2 separate regions of the Homo sapiens genome follow, and region 2 is linked to region 1. A link is an interaction called in ENCODE POLR2A ChIA-PET data of the cell type or tissue named here. Cell type or tissue: endothelial cell of umbilical vein. All regions are shown on one strand. Each heading gives the region's core, and the rest is flanking DNA. Links, peaks and the distances in the headings are about the cores only.

Region 1 (7,717 bases), core at 1,365-6,364:
TCCCACTTTGGATCTCTTGAGAGCTGTTCTGTTGCTCAATGAAGCTCCTCTCTGCATTGCTCACTCTCCAGTTGTCCATGAACATCATTCTTCCTGGATGCAGGACAAGACCTCAGGACCTGCTGAATGGCGGGACTGAAAGAGCTGAAACATGCCCCACTGCTCGCCACATTGTGGACGATGAGAAGGAGAGAAGAGCTGCAGTTCTTTGAGGAGCCCAGACCTAGGGACTCCCTGAGCTATGGCTGTGACACCCTCTTTGGGCTCAGCAGTTCCTGGTGTCTCCAAGCTTCCAGGTGCCACCGCATTCCCCTTGTCCAGACGTGGTTGCCTGCAGTGGAAGCTGCGTGCAATATGTTTGGTACAACCGCAGCCTCACATGCAGCTGGCACCTGTGCTGGTGCCTGGAGTTGCCTGCCCTGCTGCAGCAGCCAGCGTGCCTGGTTGTGCAGTGGCTGGACCCCATGCTCTCTTGTCCACACACTGCTCACTGTTCTGTGCCTGGCTCACCCTTGGGAGGTGTGGGATCTGGGCCAGTAGCACGAGCTGAGTGCAGCCTGCTGAGCTGAGTAGGCAGAACGATCCCAAAGGGTGTGAGCAATACTCAGGCAGAAGGCTCTGTCAGCCACAGAGGTTTCTGGCTGGCAAAGCAACACCCCAAAGATCCTGTGACACTACCATACGATCCAGCAATCCCAGTCCTATGTATATACCCAAAAGAAAGGAAATCAGTATATTGAAGAGATATCTGCAGTTTCATGTTTGTTACAGCACTACTCACAACAGCCAAGATTTGGAAGTAACTTAAGTGTCCACCAACAGACAAATGGATAAACAAAATGTGGTGCATATACACAACGGAGTATTATTCAGCCATAAAAAAGAATGAGGCCCTGTCATTTACAACAACATGGATGGAACTGGAGGTCATTACGTTAAGTGAAATAAGCCAGGCACTGAAAGACAGACATTGCGTGTTCTCACTTATCTGTCAGAGCTAAAAATTAAAATAATTGAACTCATGGAGATAGAGAGTAGGGGAAGGTTACCAGCTAGGAAGGGTAGTCAGGACTGGGGAGGGGTTGGTGGAAAGGGGGGGCATGGCTAATGGGTACAAAACATAGAAAGAATAAATAAGACCTAGAATTTGCTGGCACAACAAGGTGACTAGAGTAAAAAATAATTTAATCAAACATTTAAAAATAACTAAAAGAGTATAATTGGATTGTGTGAAACACAAAGGATAACTGCTTGAGGTGATGGATATTTTACCCTGATGTGATTATTACACACTGCATGCCTATATCAAAATATCTCATGTAACCATATATATATATATGTATGTATGTATATACCATGTACCCACAAAAATTAAAAATTAAAAAAAAATTGAAAGTGTGAATAAAAGATGTCTGGTACATTCTCTTTTCTCTGCTTTAACTCTTCCAAGCCTCCTAAGGGTTGATTTAGTTCTAAGAGGCCCTTTTTCCTTCCCATGCTTCATCATTTTGCTGAATTCTCTCCTAATGCTTTGAGAAAGCAGAACCCATCCTCCAGTTTAAGGGTCTGCTCTGGGAGCCTGCAATGGCTATCAGGAGCAGTGACCTCAAGTTTGTGCTTCAGTGAGGGTAAGGTTAATTGTCATCTTGCCTGGAGGCTCATATTTAGATTTAAAAAACAAAATCAACACAAACTTCAACTCACCATTTATTTTGTAGTCATTTCAACCCCATCTATTCTATAAGAAGCCCTGTTATACAGACCTCTGGCACAGTTATTTTTCACTTTGGGGAGGACACCCTCTCTTTTTCCTTAGACAAACTGCTTGTTCTCTGACACCCTGCTTTGTGGCAATGGATTTTGGAGCATCAGGTCTCCAACGTGTAATTCACTTACTAATATGGTCAAATAAATTAGGAAAAACCTCGACAAACCACTTATTATAAGCAATCAATTCTGGTCATAAAGAATCAAGTAAGTACTCAACTATCCCATGGTATAGGTAGGATTTGTGTCGCCTTTTCCCTTTCCATTCATCACAGGATTTGCTGTCTTTAATTTGAGGAAATCAGGTCAAACCAAATTAGGCTCCCACATCACAACCTTAGGCTCCCACATCACAATCTCATTAGGTTGTATCAACTCAACACTCATTACATGAAGTTCACAACAAGCTTCTTGTATCTTATTCAAACATTTAAAAATAAGGCTGGCTAGGCTGGGCACGGTGGCTTATGCCTGTAATCCTAGCACTTTGGGAGGCTGAGGTGGGCAGACCACCTGAGGTCAGGAGTACGAGACCAGCCTGGCCAAATTGGTGAAACTCCGTCTCTACTAAAAATACAAAAAAGTTAGCCGGGCAAGGTAGCAGGTACCTGTAATATCCCAGCTACTTGGGAGGCTGAGGCAGGAGAATTGCTTGAACTCAGGAGGCAGAGGTTGCAGTGATGTGAAATCGCATCACTGCACTCTAGCCTGGGTGACAGGACACTCTGTCTCGAAAAAAAAAAAAAAATGCTGGTGCAGTAGCTCATCCCTGTAATCCCAGCACTTTGGGAGGACAAGGTGGGTGGATGGCTTGAACCTGAGTTTGAGACCAGGAACACAGTAAGACTCTTTCTCTACAAACAAAAAAAATTAGGCATGGTGGCATGTGCCTGTGGTCACAGTTACACAGGAAGCTAAGGTAGGAGGATTGCCAGAGCCCAGGAGGTTGAGACTTCAGTGAGCCGTGACTGTGCCACTGCACTCCAGCCTGAGTGACAGAGTGAGATACTGTATTAAAAAAATAAAAACAAACCCCACAAAAATACACACATAATAACGCAGTAGTCTTTTAATCTCTGGCAAAATCTTACACACACACACACACACACACACACACACAAATATTAATCTGAGAGCCGTTCCTATGGAAGGGAAAGTTAGATATCATGAAAATTGAGAAAATGAGGAATAGAAACAGAACAGAGTGGAGATTTATTCAGGGCGAGCCTAAAGCGATATAGAAATATTAAGCAGTAACTGGACTGCACCACAAGGCTGGTAGCTCCGACTGTCTACTCTATCAGCCTTAAATTTCTACTATGAGAGTCACTAAAAGGTTGCCTAACAAAGGCCGATGACTACTTCTCTCAAATGTCTTATTTTAAATGCACAAGTTGCCTCAAATAGGTTTTCCATCTCTTTACTATTAGCATAATAGCAGGAATTCGCTTATTAAATTAGTGAGTTAATCTGATATCTCCGTGCCCAAGAGAATAAAACATAGGACAGATTAAGTTCAGGGTATGTCAGAAGGCTGACAGTGATGAACAGTGGGAAACAGAGAGCAGAATGAGGTGGTATGGTCTAAGGTTTGTGATTGCTTCAAGGGGCATATTTTACCTAAACTGCAAATCTAAAAGATTCTTCAGTGATACTCTGCTTACAGTTTGATACACACACACATACACACACACACACACACACACACACACACACATACTCTCTCTCTCTCTCTCTCTCTCTCACTCTACTCACCTTGTTACTCATTTATTTCTATGACAATGAGACAACGATACATCTATGTAACGTTAGGTCATTCTCTCTGGTAGGTCAAGTCCTTGCCCAGATTCTGAGACAATAAGCAGTCTGGTATTCAAAATAATGAAAACTCAATCTCAGCTGTAGCATTAACCTCTGGCTCTGCTATTTCCTGCTTCCAGCACCATTCTCAGATTACTGACTCTTTTCAGCTCAGGCAGAAGCAACCTCCTTGGGTAGCCTATTTCTGGAGAAGATCAACTACTTTTTGGCAATTGAGTGCTGAAAGCCCAGGAAAATGGACTAAAAAGGGTAAGAATGTTGTGTTGCCTCTGGAAGCTCTCCTTACACCACAGAGATGTACATGTCAGGCACTGGCTTACCTGGTGTGATTTCAGAGGCACTGAATTGGTCTTCTTTGATCTACTGAAAGATGCTTTAGAGAGAAGGAGAGAAAGTGGAGAACAGAAGGAGAAACAATGTGCAAGAAGTGGAGGCTGAAGGCCACAAAGACAAACCATGCCTGGAGAGAGTCCTGCTAATCAGACCTGCCTGAAATGGAAAACAAGTGCAGCCAGCTGCTTTGAAAGACCAGCTTGGGCTTTGCCAATAGCATTAAATTCTTAGTGAATTTCCATCTCATTGACCTAGGGAGCCTTAAGCACTGAGATCAATACTTCAGTACTTTAGTAACAAGGTTGGTGCCAGCCATTGCTGGGGAGGGGGCTGAGTTCCAACTGAAATGAAATCTAAGAAAGCTTTTTTTGATAACTCCTGGTCCTGTTTACAATTTTACTCTCTGCCATTAAGTGAAATAAGATGATCTCTCAGCAGCCATGCTATTCAATCATCAGGGAACGGATTATACAGGATTTGAAGTTGGAAGTACCTGCTCCTCTTGTCCCAGTGCATCAGTCGGTTGCTGCAAAACTCCTAGTTAAAATGCGATGTTGAGAAGGCAAAGCCTGTATAGTCATGATATGGCTGTATAAAAGCCGTATTTTCTCCTCTGAGAGCCCCTGAGGATTTCATCTGTTGTAAGGATACTATTAATTCAGTGGTAGTCTGGTTGCCTTGGACCTCAGCTTTCAATCCTCTGAGATGTCCCAGGATCTAAGGTCCCAGATCAGCTAGCAAAGTTTCTCTGGGAACTGATCTCAAAGCGTTTATTAGGCAATTCTACATTAGTTTCTTTTTCCTATATACATAGTTGCCAGTTCTTTGTATTAAATATTGACAACAGCTCTAGTAGGATTTATAGTAAAATCCTTTTGGGAACATCATACAATTCACAGAAGGGACTTGGATTGTTTTTATTGTTTCTTTTTAAAATCTTGTGCTCCAAAATGATAACAGCAGAAGATGGCTGTCGCTATCCGATTAGCCACAGGATTTAACTAAGATACACCAGAAGGGTCTATTACTGCAGGGTGAGGGGAGGAAAAAGAACATACCCCAAGTGTTTCTTTTACTCTGTACTATTCTAGGCATCATACTATATGACCTCACTTAACTTCTCAACAACTCTAGAAAAAAGGCATTATTATTGCTCTTATGTAGATAAGAAAACTAAGTCTTAGAAACACTATGTAACTTTTTCCAAAGGTCAAAGTTCCTAGAAGAGGCAGGATTTATATGCAGGTAATTTGACTCAAGAGTTTATGTTCTTTCCACTACAGCATGTTTCTTTAAAAAAGCTTCCCTCTCAGAGAAAATGCTACAAAGTCTATTGCCTGGCTTAATATCTTCATCATAATCTGGAACTAATTTTCTGATGAATCAGCATGGAGTAGGCTGAGCAGCATGCCCACAGTACAGTTGTCTCTAATAAGGCCTGGTGAAGGACACGGTGAAGGGCAATAAAACCCCAGCATGAACACAGAGTTTTATTCTTTCTGATGAGTCACATGTGAGGCATAGTCAAATCTGGCCTCTTCTTTTTGAGCCAAAATAAGCTCTGCATTTGCCAGCTATGTTGTTGGTGTCTTCTTTGTTTCCATGAAGTCAGTAATGTACCCGGCTTTTGAAAACACCAACTTTATTAAAGGAATACGTCTTTAAAAATGTTAGTATGACGGAGTAAAAGCACACCCCGACCAGGATGCCAGAGAACTAGGTTTCATGCAATAAAAAGGGAAACAGTTTCATATCTAGTCTGGTTTGAGTTGAGAAAGATTCTCAAGTCAGGTTCAAGCTCATTGGGAAAGAGTGCTGGGGTAAATCAGTGATCCTGTTGTGCGTGTGGGGTGGGGAGTGGTGGGATATATCATGCACTTGTGATCCCTATTCTGGTGTGTGCCCCTCCCTTCTCCCATGTATTAACCTTATGACTTTGTGCAAGTTGATCCAGCATCTTAAGGCCTTTATAGCAAAATGGAGATAATGACACCTTACGTATCTAAAGGCAGCATGGATAGACCAGCTGATCTCTTCAAATCTTTTTCAGCTAGGAGGTTTAAGATTGTATTTTCTAGTATAAAGCTTAGCATTGGCTGGACTTTAATGGATTTAGTCACTGGAAACTTTAAAAATGATAAGGTTTTATAAAAGGGCAATAAAAACTTTGAAATGATTCTGCCCTAAATCAAAGAGATTTACAATATATCAATTCTTTCTTCATATCAGAATAATAATACTGAGGAAGTCCATTAAATGGTTAACTTAATTATAGCCTGTGAACCCTGTGGGGTCAGTGAAAATTATTTAGAAGAACACAGGAACGTAGGATAGCATTCTAAATATCTATGCAGATGTTGAGTCTTAAGGAAATAACATTGTAAAACAATAAATTAGTTAACCTCATTATAGCCTTGCCTTGAGAAGAAACACAGATGATGTCTCTTCTATGTGAAATGTTCAATGAAGAACACTTCTACTTTCAATACTCACACTCCATGCAATAAACAGAAAACAGACTCAGAATTGTTTATCACAGATATATGTCTTACCTCGGATCACAGAGAAATTTGGTTTTCTCTCCTTCTTCTCTCCAGATAAGCCATTCTCGAAAAGAAGGATGTACAAACATACGAGTCATGTCTCTGCGCTTGATTAGGAACATGGAGAGGTTCTCCATTCTCTGCTGAAAATCCTCCCATTCTAGTGTGCCTTCAATGCTCCCAGCATTGATGGCCTGGAAGATATGCTCATCAGTCAGTGGGTGGAGAGAGGCCACTGCCACATTCAGGAGAGGCATCACCCGGTCAAAGGAAGACTGGGTTGGGAACTTCATATTGCACTGGAGTAAATAAACCTCTGAGAGCGAAACAGGAACTACTTTGTAGCTAGAGCTCTTTAACACTAGATAGCCTTTCTCTATGAGGTCAAATGTAAGTTTCAGATATAGATAGGACCCTTGACTGAGGGTCTTGAGATGAGAACTGAGTTTGCCAAATGTAGTATTGTCCATTTTGCCATTAAGTGAAATGTTATTCTGGATCTCTGAGCTGCTGTGTATCCGGTGCAGGATGTAAGCCTGCAGGTCCTGGTCTATGGCTTCATTCTCTTCTAGTCGATCCAAAAAAATCCTATGGAAAGGCAGCAGCTTGGTAATTTCCTAAAAAGATGGAGAGAGAGAAAGAGACAGAAAGACCTTCAGTTTCCCCTAACTCTTGTGATAAACTATGAGGTTCACAAATGTATTCTGAACTTCGAAGTGGCCAAACAGGGAAACATGATCAAGTATTAGTATCCAAAAAGTAAAACAAATTAGTTGCATAGAAGGGACACAACTTCTCCTAACATTGAGACTTAAGATATATTTTTAAATGGGTCTTTGTAAAGAGTGCTTTTGGAGTGATTTCATGATCGTCATTCTAAACAACACTCCTGAAATAAATAGAAAACGGAGCACTGTATAACTCTTTTGCTGTAATTTTTCTCAGTGTAAACCAGGGCATAATGCCAAGTACAAGTCAGTAAGAGAAATGTACAAAGATTCAAAGACTGGCTTAGAAAAAGTTGGCTTTCTAACTCTCCTAATAAAATGACTATTTAAAAAAAAATTTCCCACACAACACAGATGTATAAAATGACTACATTTAAATGCGGGCCTTCTGGAGATACCTTAGCCGAAAGGTACACTTCTAACAGTAGGAAGCTTGGCACCTTGGTAACAGATTCCAATAGAATCTGTTGGAAATTCTACTGGGGGAAGGTGATATGGCTTTGTGGCTACTCCTATGCACTGGAT
Region 2 (7,717 bases), core at 1,025-6,024, 180 kb after region 1:
ATATCTCTAGTTCCCCAGACTCTCTTAATTCTCAGCATTCTTTTAGCATTTGCACATCAGATTGTTTACATTTTCTGATTTGTTGATTATAAACTGCTTATTCTCATCTATTTCAAGACTTAGAAATCTGTGCCATATTTAATCAAATAAACTCATGCTTTCTCTTTAACAGAGTTGTAAAAACAATGATTAGTTTGGCCCAACTGCCAAAGCAAACCTGGCTATATTTTCATTTCTTAGTTCTCGAACGATTACCTGAATTTTTCATTGTTCTGAGGAATGTTAGAAAATAAGCAGCTGCTAAAAGCAGGGGCCGCAATTTGTCACAACAAATGTTGAAAAAGGCACGGAAGCTCTTCCACATCCTTCCAAAACTGAGCTCCTAGCTGTGAGAATCAATGCCCACTACTTTTCAAGAATCAAAGCAACCACCTCTAGCTTATGTGCGCCCATAGGGCAGTTTTTTGTGTTTTTTTTTGAGACAGAGTCTTGCTCTGTCGCCCAGGCTGGAGTGCAGTGGCGCGATCTCGGCTCACTGCAAGCTCCGCCTCCCGGGTTCACGCCATTCTCCTGCCTCAGCCTCCCGAGTAGCTGGGACTACAGGCGCCCTCCACCACGCCCGGCTAATGTTTTGTATTTTTTTAGTAGAGATGGGGTTTCTCCGTGTTAGCCACGATGGTCTCGATCTCCTGACCTTGTGACCCGCCCACCTTGGCCTCCCAAAGTGCTGGGATTACGGGCGTGAGCCACCGCACCTGGCCCAGGGCAGTTGGTTTTAAGGCGCTGCTCCATATTTATTAGTGCCCTTGAGCATAATAGAAGAGGGAAGAAATATAAGAAACAAGAGTTGCAAAATAGAGATAATTGTTGAAACTGGAGGATAGGGACATAGAAGTACCTTGGGGTTATGTTTATTTATACTTCCCACAATAAAACTTTTTTGGATTTGTCCAAGTGACTTTATTTGGACAATGCGATCTTACGAGGAGAGGCTTGAAATGTGCCTGTACAGTTTAACTTGTGTTCTTGTGCTCTGGTGATACACCAGGAGAAGCTCCTGGCTGATACCCCTTCAGCCTGAACCCAGAAACAATCACAGATGATGAGCTCAACTTGAATGCTAGAGCCATCCAGCCAACCTACAGCACGAATCAGAGCCATTTCAACCAATACTTGCAAGCCCATGAGTTTTTTAAAGTGCTTATTTTTGGTTGCTGTAAGTTTTGGAGTGGTTTCTCATGTACCATTATTGTAGGCATTTAATTTTTAGGTATTTGACTCAAATACAACCATAACTTAATTAGCAGACTACGATAAAATTCTAGTGGCTTTTCTTACCATATATTTTCTGCTCAATCTAAGCATTCTCTTAGTCATTTTCCTACTCACTCACTACCATCTAGTTGCTATCTTATTCCAGATTCAATTCCATTTCCTATTCATCTACTGATCTTCTCTTTCTAAAACTATAATTGGCAAATAATAAACTATTACCTATATAACATATACAATTCAATAAATTTTGTGTTTTTTTTTTTTTTTTTTTGAGACAGAGTCTCACTCTGTCACCCAGGCTGGAGTACAATGGCACAGTCATGGCTCACTGCAACCTCCACCTCCTGGGTTCTAGCGATTCTCCCACCTCAGACTCTTGAGTAGCTGGGACTACAGGTGTGTGCCACCATGCCCAGCTAATTTTTTGTATTTTTAGTAGAGATGGGGTTTCACCATGTTGGCCAGACTGGTCTCAAACTCCTGACCTCAAGTGATCCGCCCACCTCGGCCTCCTAAAGTGCTGGGATTACAGGTGTGAGCCACCGTGCCCAGCCGCAATTCAGTAAATTTTGATAAATATATACATCTGGTAAAACTACCAAAATCAAGATACTGAACATTTTCATTACTCTCTGGAAGTCTGTATGTGTCCCTTTGCAGGCAAACTCACTCTCAACTCTAGTCCCAGGCAACCACTGATCTTTTTCCTGTTTTTTTTTTTTTTTTTTTTGAGATGGAGTCTTGCTCTGTCGCCCAGGCTGGAGTGCAGCTGCACGATCTCGGCTCACTGCAAGCTCCGCCTCCCGGGTTCAGGCCATTCTCCTGCCTCAGCCTCCTGAGTAGCTGGGACTACAGGTGCCCGCCACCACACCCGGCTAATTTTTTGTATTTTTTAGTAGAGACGGGGTTTCACTGTGTTAGCCACGATGGTCTCGATCTTCTGACCTTGTGATCCGTCCGCCTCAGCCTCCCAAAGTGCTGGGATTACAGGCGTAAGCCACCGCAACCGGCCTTTTTTCTGTTATTTTAGTTTCTATTTTCTATAATCTTACATAAGCTTATATAAGTAATTAAATAGGTTATATAAGGAATTAAACAGTATGTATTCTAGTCTGGTTTTTCATTCAGCCTGTTTTACAGATCGTCATGTTGTTGAGTATGTTAATAGTTTGCTCCTTTTCATAGCTGAGCAGTATTCCTTTGTATGGATACCACATTTTGTTGTTTCCCTGCTGATAAACATTGTATTGTTTCCAGTTTTTGGCTGATATGTATAAAAGTGCTATAAATGTCCATGTAAAGTCTTTAAGTGGACATATATTTTAATTTCTCTTTGGAAAACACATAGGTGTGTAATGGCTGAGTTATAAAGTTTATAATTTTAGCTTCATAAGAAATTGCCAGTTTCCAAAGTGACTGGTGACTTTATACTCTCCCAGGCTGTGCATGAGAGTTCCTGTTCCTCCATATTCTCGCCAACACTTGGCAGTGAGAGCCTTTTTAATTTTAGTTATACTAATAAATACACAGTGGTATCTCATTCTGGTTTTAATTTGCAGTTCTCCTGATAATGGTGTTGAACATCTTTTCACGTGTTTAGTGACCACTCTTACATCTTCTTTTGTGAACAACTGTTCAAATATTTCATCCATTTTAAAACTTCAGTTGTCATAATAAAATGGTGGTTGTTTCAAGCCAAAAAAAATTCAGTTGTCTTCTTGTTAATTAGTAGTAAGGGTTTATTTATTTTGGATCAAGGGTGTCAGGTATATGTACACTGATATTTTCTCCTATTTTATGGCTCCACTTTCCATTTTCTAAACACTGTATTTTGAAGAACAAAACTTTTAAATTTAGGTAAAGTCCAATTTTGCACATTTTTCTTTTATGACTCACATTTCTCATGTCCTATCCAAGAAATCTTTGCTTGCCCCAAGGTTGCAAAGATTCAGTCCTAGCTCTTACATTTAGGTCTAAATCTTTTTTTTTTTTTTTTTTTTTTGGCGGGGGAGACAGGGTCTCACTCCGTCGCCCAGGTAAGAGTGCAGTGGCACCAACATAGCTCACTGCAGCCTCAAACTACTGGGCTCCAGCAATCCTCTTGCCTTAGCCTCTTGAATAGCTGAGACTACAGGCACACAGCACTGCACCTGGCTAATTCTTAAATTTTTTCTAGAGACCGGATCTTGCTAGGTTGCCAGGGCTGGTCACAAACTCCTAGGTTTAAGCAATCCTTCAGCCTCAGCTAAATCTTAACTTTTGTGTATGGTATGAGGTAAGGGTCAATGTCCATTTCTCCACTTAATTTCCCTAACATTTTTATTTAAAAATAAGTCCTTTAACTTTATTATTCTTTTGTAAAATTGCTTTAAACTTCGTTATCCTTTTGAAAAATTGCTTTGGGTATTCTAGGTCATTTGCATGTTCGTATTAGTTTGCAAATGTCTACAAATAGTTTTTTTCTTTGGATTATGTTCACTCAATTTGGGGAAATTGCTATTTTACCAATATTGGATCTTATAATCCATAAACATGAGAAATCTGTTGGTTGTCTTTAATTGGTCTTAACAATGTTTATTTATAATTTTTAGTGTACAAGTCTTGATCAAATTTTGCTAAATTTATCTCTGATAATTTTATGATATTGGATGCTGTTGTAAATTAAATTGTTTTTGGATTTAATTTTCCAATGGTTCTTTGCTAGAATATAGCAATACCATTCATTTTTATATAGTGACCTCACTGACCTTCTCTTCTGAACACATTTATATATGTAATTACATTTATATAAATGCAATTATAGAAATCTATATTACAGGTATTTGTGTTTATATATTGCTCTGCTAACATACAAACATATTTATGTAATGTAAAAGTAGTTAGAGTAGGAGAGGGGAATCTCCGCATTTACTCTGGAATACTGACATATCAAAGCAGGTTACCAGGGGCTTTATTTACACCAAATTTGGTAGAAATAATGATGATATGCTAAGGAATTAATTAGCTCTAGCATCAGGTTTCTTAAACCAGAAACGGAGATGGACAAAGATTACATTCTCAATTCTTCAAGCATGTCCCTAAATGTATACAGAAACTTTCTTTAATGTTCGTAGGAGCAACAATTTGGGGGGGCAACACTTTGAAACTTTGTGTTTTCCAACTTAATTCCAGGAAACAGATTTCAAGTTTCTCCAAGTGGGGATAAAGGTAGGTGGAGTGGAGGTAGTATAAGGCTGTAAGAAAATGAGGGTAACAAAAGAGCTGTAAAACTAGAAGTACTGTAAAGAATTGAAAGAGTATACCAGAAAAGGGCTTTACCTCACCCTGCATAGCTTTACTGCCAAGAGATGACTAAGTCAAATCAATTAATGTGGAAAATTATGCATCACTAAGACATTAATAGATGCCAAAGTCATGTCAAAAATCTGCCTTCGTCACTGGCAGTGACAGCATGGCAGCTGTCATGAAGTTCATAAGGTACCAACAAAAGAGAATGGCACAAGTGGCTGTAGGGGAGGATGCTAAGGTGAAGGTGTTAACAACCCAGGCCAGTAAAAGAAAGAACTTGTAGAGTGGAATTATAGTAGCTATTGTTCCAGGTGAAATAGTGTTCTTGTCATTTTTACTACCATCGGTGCTATGCTATTGTTCTCATAAAGCATAAGGAAGCCAGTTACATCACTTAATTTTTTTATATGAATAAGTCTGATTATTATTAAAAAATTTATTTTGTGTATGTATGTTCAAGCATGGAAGTCATACATATTCTTAGAACAGTGTAATTATGTGAAAAGGGCATGAAGTGAAGATCACCCCAATATTAACAGGAAAAGCCTGTTTATTCAGCACTTGCTACAGCAGGGGAGTCAGCCACAATCACCTGCATTTGGCAGAGACCCAAAGGCAGGCACAGGAATGGGAAAGTTTTATAATAGAAAAAAGGAAAGGCTTCAGATATGCGCTAACTGGAAGCACCTGGCTTGGAGAAGCTACAGGCAGGTTAACTAGAAACAGGGCATACCATGAGATTGATTAGGGGTGCATATTTGGCTTTCTCCAGTTGGTCTTAAGTTGGAAGCAAGGGCAAAAATTAGAGAGGTCATCAGTTAATAATCAAGCCCTGGCCATTTTGTCCTGATTGTTACAAGGGTTACTGTTATCTTCTTGGACTGTCTGCTAGAGACAGTGGTCTGACTTGTAGATAGCAGGTTGGTTTCTTGGGTTGGTTGCTGCAGACCAGAGGACAGAGTTCTATTTTTATATATGGTCACTGTCTGTCTACACACTCAGTCTCTCAAAGGATAGTGTTAAGATAAACTTCATGTATTTCTCTTTTTTCCTTGATTTTTGAGGATAAATGTGTTATATTTTGCTAACAGATATTTTCCTGAAATTCTCTTTGTTTTATAGACAATTATGTTATCTAATTACATTTATTCCCTTTCCCTCACACTGATTGATCTTAGGTGGTGGATATGGCAGAATTCTGATCCAGTAAAGTTTTACGCACCTTCCTTCTGATATGCCATTCGCATTTACCTTGTATGTAGCCTCCCTTCCATGGAAGAAGATAATTTAGCAGAAATTTAAAACAATGAAAAATCAAAAACCACTAAAAGATATACCACTCCCTACCCTCCTAACCCCCAAGGTAGTGAAATTAGATTATAAACACAGATTAAGAAGTCATAGTTGTAGTTGTTCAGGCTTATAAGCCTTTTTGCAGTAAATTAGAAAGTCTAAAGAGAAATTCTTAGTAGAGAGAACATATGTTATTTATATATATTTATAACATACTAAGTTTCTTCTTTTTCCCTTCCTCTGAGTTCTTAGGTTCATTTCACTCATTCAGCACACATTTAGTGAACACCTACTATGTTTCAGTGACTACATCACTATGGATACAGTAGCAGGCATAAAGGAGATGATGTATTAAATTATTTAAATGGGTGATTTTCATAATTTTAGTGTTTATTTTTCTTGTTTGGATGTTTGAGAAGAAATGACTGAGGGACTGCAGTTATTAAAAGTTTTCATTAGAAAAATGCTGTGATGGCCGGGGGCGGTGGCTCACACCTGTAATCCCAGTACCTTGGAAGGCTGAGGTGGGTGGATCACCTGAGGTCAGGAGTTCAAAACCAGCCTGGCCAACATGGTGAAACCCTGTCTACTAAAAATACAAAAAAATTAGCTGGGAATGGTGGCGGGCGCCTGTAATCCCAGCTACTCAGGAGGCTGAGGCAGGAGAATCGCTTGAACCTGAGAGGCGGGGGTTGAGAATGTGTCATTGCACTCCAGCCTGAGCAACAAGAGTGAAACTCCATCTAAAAAAAAAAAAAAAAGAAAAGAAAAGAAAGAAAAAGAAAAATGCTGTGATGACTCAGCTGTAGTTTAATTCTTTCTTCTCTCCAGGGCAACCAGCATATAATCAGTGTCATTATAAAAAATGTTACTTGGTTAGGGACGAGATAAGGCAGTTATTGTACTGGATAATTCACTGTATAGAATAAATTTTAACCAAGAAAATAAAATATCATTGCTCTGGTAAGGAACCAGAAAACAGCATCCATATTTTATGCCCTTCATTGTAATGGAAGTTTTACTTCTACACAAATGAATTCTAACCAATGCTCTTTCACTTTAAGACATGTAAAAGAAACTATGTAAAACAAATAATACCTTTAGATTTTAAGGGCAGCTTTCTGTTCCACAGTACCAAAGAGGATTTACAGGGATTAACAGAAGAGTAAGTCTTTAATATGTAGATATAGTAGGCATCTTGTGTTATAATACAAAAATGTATTATGTGCCTTTTGATACTCAGTTTTAATAAAACATTAATCATCAGATAACATTCATCAGATAACAACATTCCTTTCAAAATTGGTTTGCAACAGAGCCAAGAAACAGAAATCTAGACTGTATTTTAAAGCTTGTGGCTCATAATCCTCTTCAAACCCTTAAAGAAATTCTCCAGTTGTTTTGCATGATAGCTCTTATTCTCTATTAAAATTTTTTTTCTGGCAGCAATATAAACATCAGCTTCACCTACTCAGAATTATAATGTAACTATTGTGACTACTGTAGAAGGTAATATAAAAGCAGAAAATAATAATGCTGAGCATACTTCAATGATCTAAGAAATAGATTTGGGGCTGGGTGCGGTGGCTCATGCCTATAATCCCAGCACTTTGGGAGGCGGAGGCAGGCGGATCACATGAGGTCAGGAGTTCAAGACCAGCCTGGCCAACATGGTGAAACCCTATCTCTACTAAAAATACAAAAATTAGCCAGGTGTGGTGGTGTGCGCCTGTAATCCCAGCTACTCGGGAGGCTGAGGCAGGGGACTGCTTGAACCTGGGAGGTGGAGTGCAGTGAGCTGAGATCGCACCACTGCACTCCAGCCTGGGCGAGGGAGCAAGACTCCATCTCAAAAAAAAAA

What was found. Peaks named below come from ENCODE experiments on the same cell type or tissue, not always from the same donor. Only the 100,000 strongest peaks of a DNase experiment are listed, where the experiment ranks them.
Region 2: POLR2A ChIA-PET joins it to region 1 with 12 read pairs; 4 of 35 experiments call an interaction of 5 or more read pairs at or near these places.

What each region holds. Positions count from the first base shown.
Region 1 is chr17:63,354,147-63,361,863 of GRCh38, reverse strand. TANC2 (tetratricopeptide repeat, ankyrin repeat and coiled-coil containing 2) reads right to left here. Exons shown (of 28, transcript NM_001394998.1): 14 at 6,474-7,081. Among named protein-coding and RNA genes, the nearest start is that of CYB561, 88 kb to the left of the region's middle. RefSeq lists enhancers at 1-420, 421-921. In endothelial cell of umbilical vein, for the core only: no CTCF peak of the experiment used is centred there; DNase peaks (open chromatin) are centred at 3,633 and 5,433; H3K27ac peaks cover 885 bases.
Region 2 is chr17:63,171,094-63,178,810 of GRCh38, reverse strand. The region is part of intron 5 of TANC2 (tetratricopeptide repeat, ankyrin repeat and coiled-coil containing 2); the gene reads right to left. Among named protein-coding and RNA genes, the nearest start is that of TANC2, 210 kb to the right of the region's middle. In endothelial cell of umbilical vein, for the core only: no CTCF peak of the experiment used is centred there; no DNase peak of the experiment used is centred there.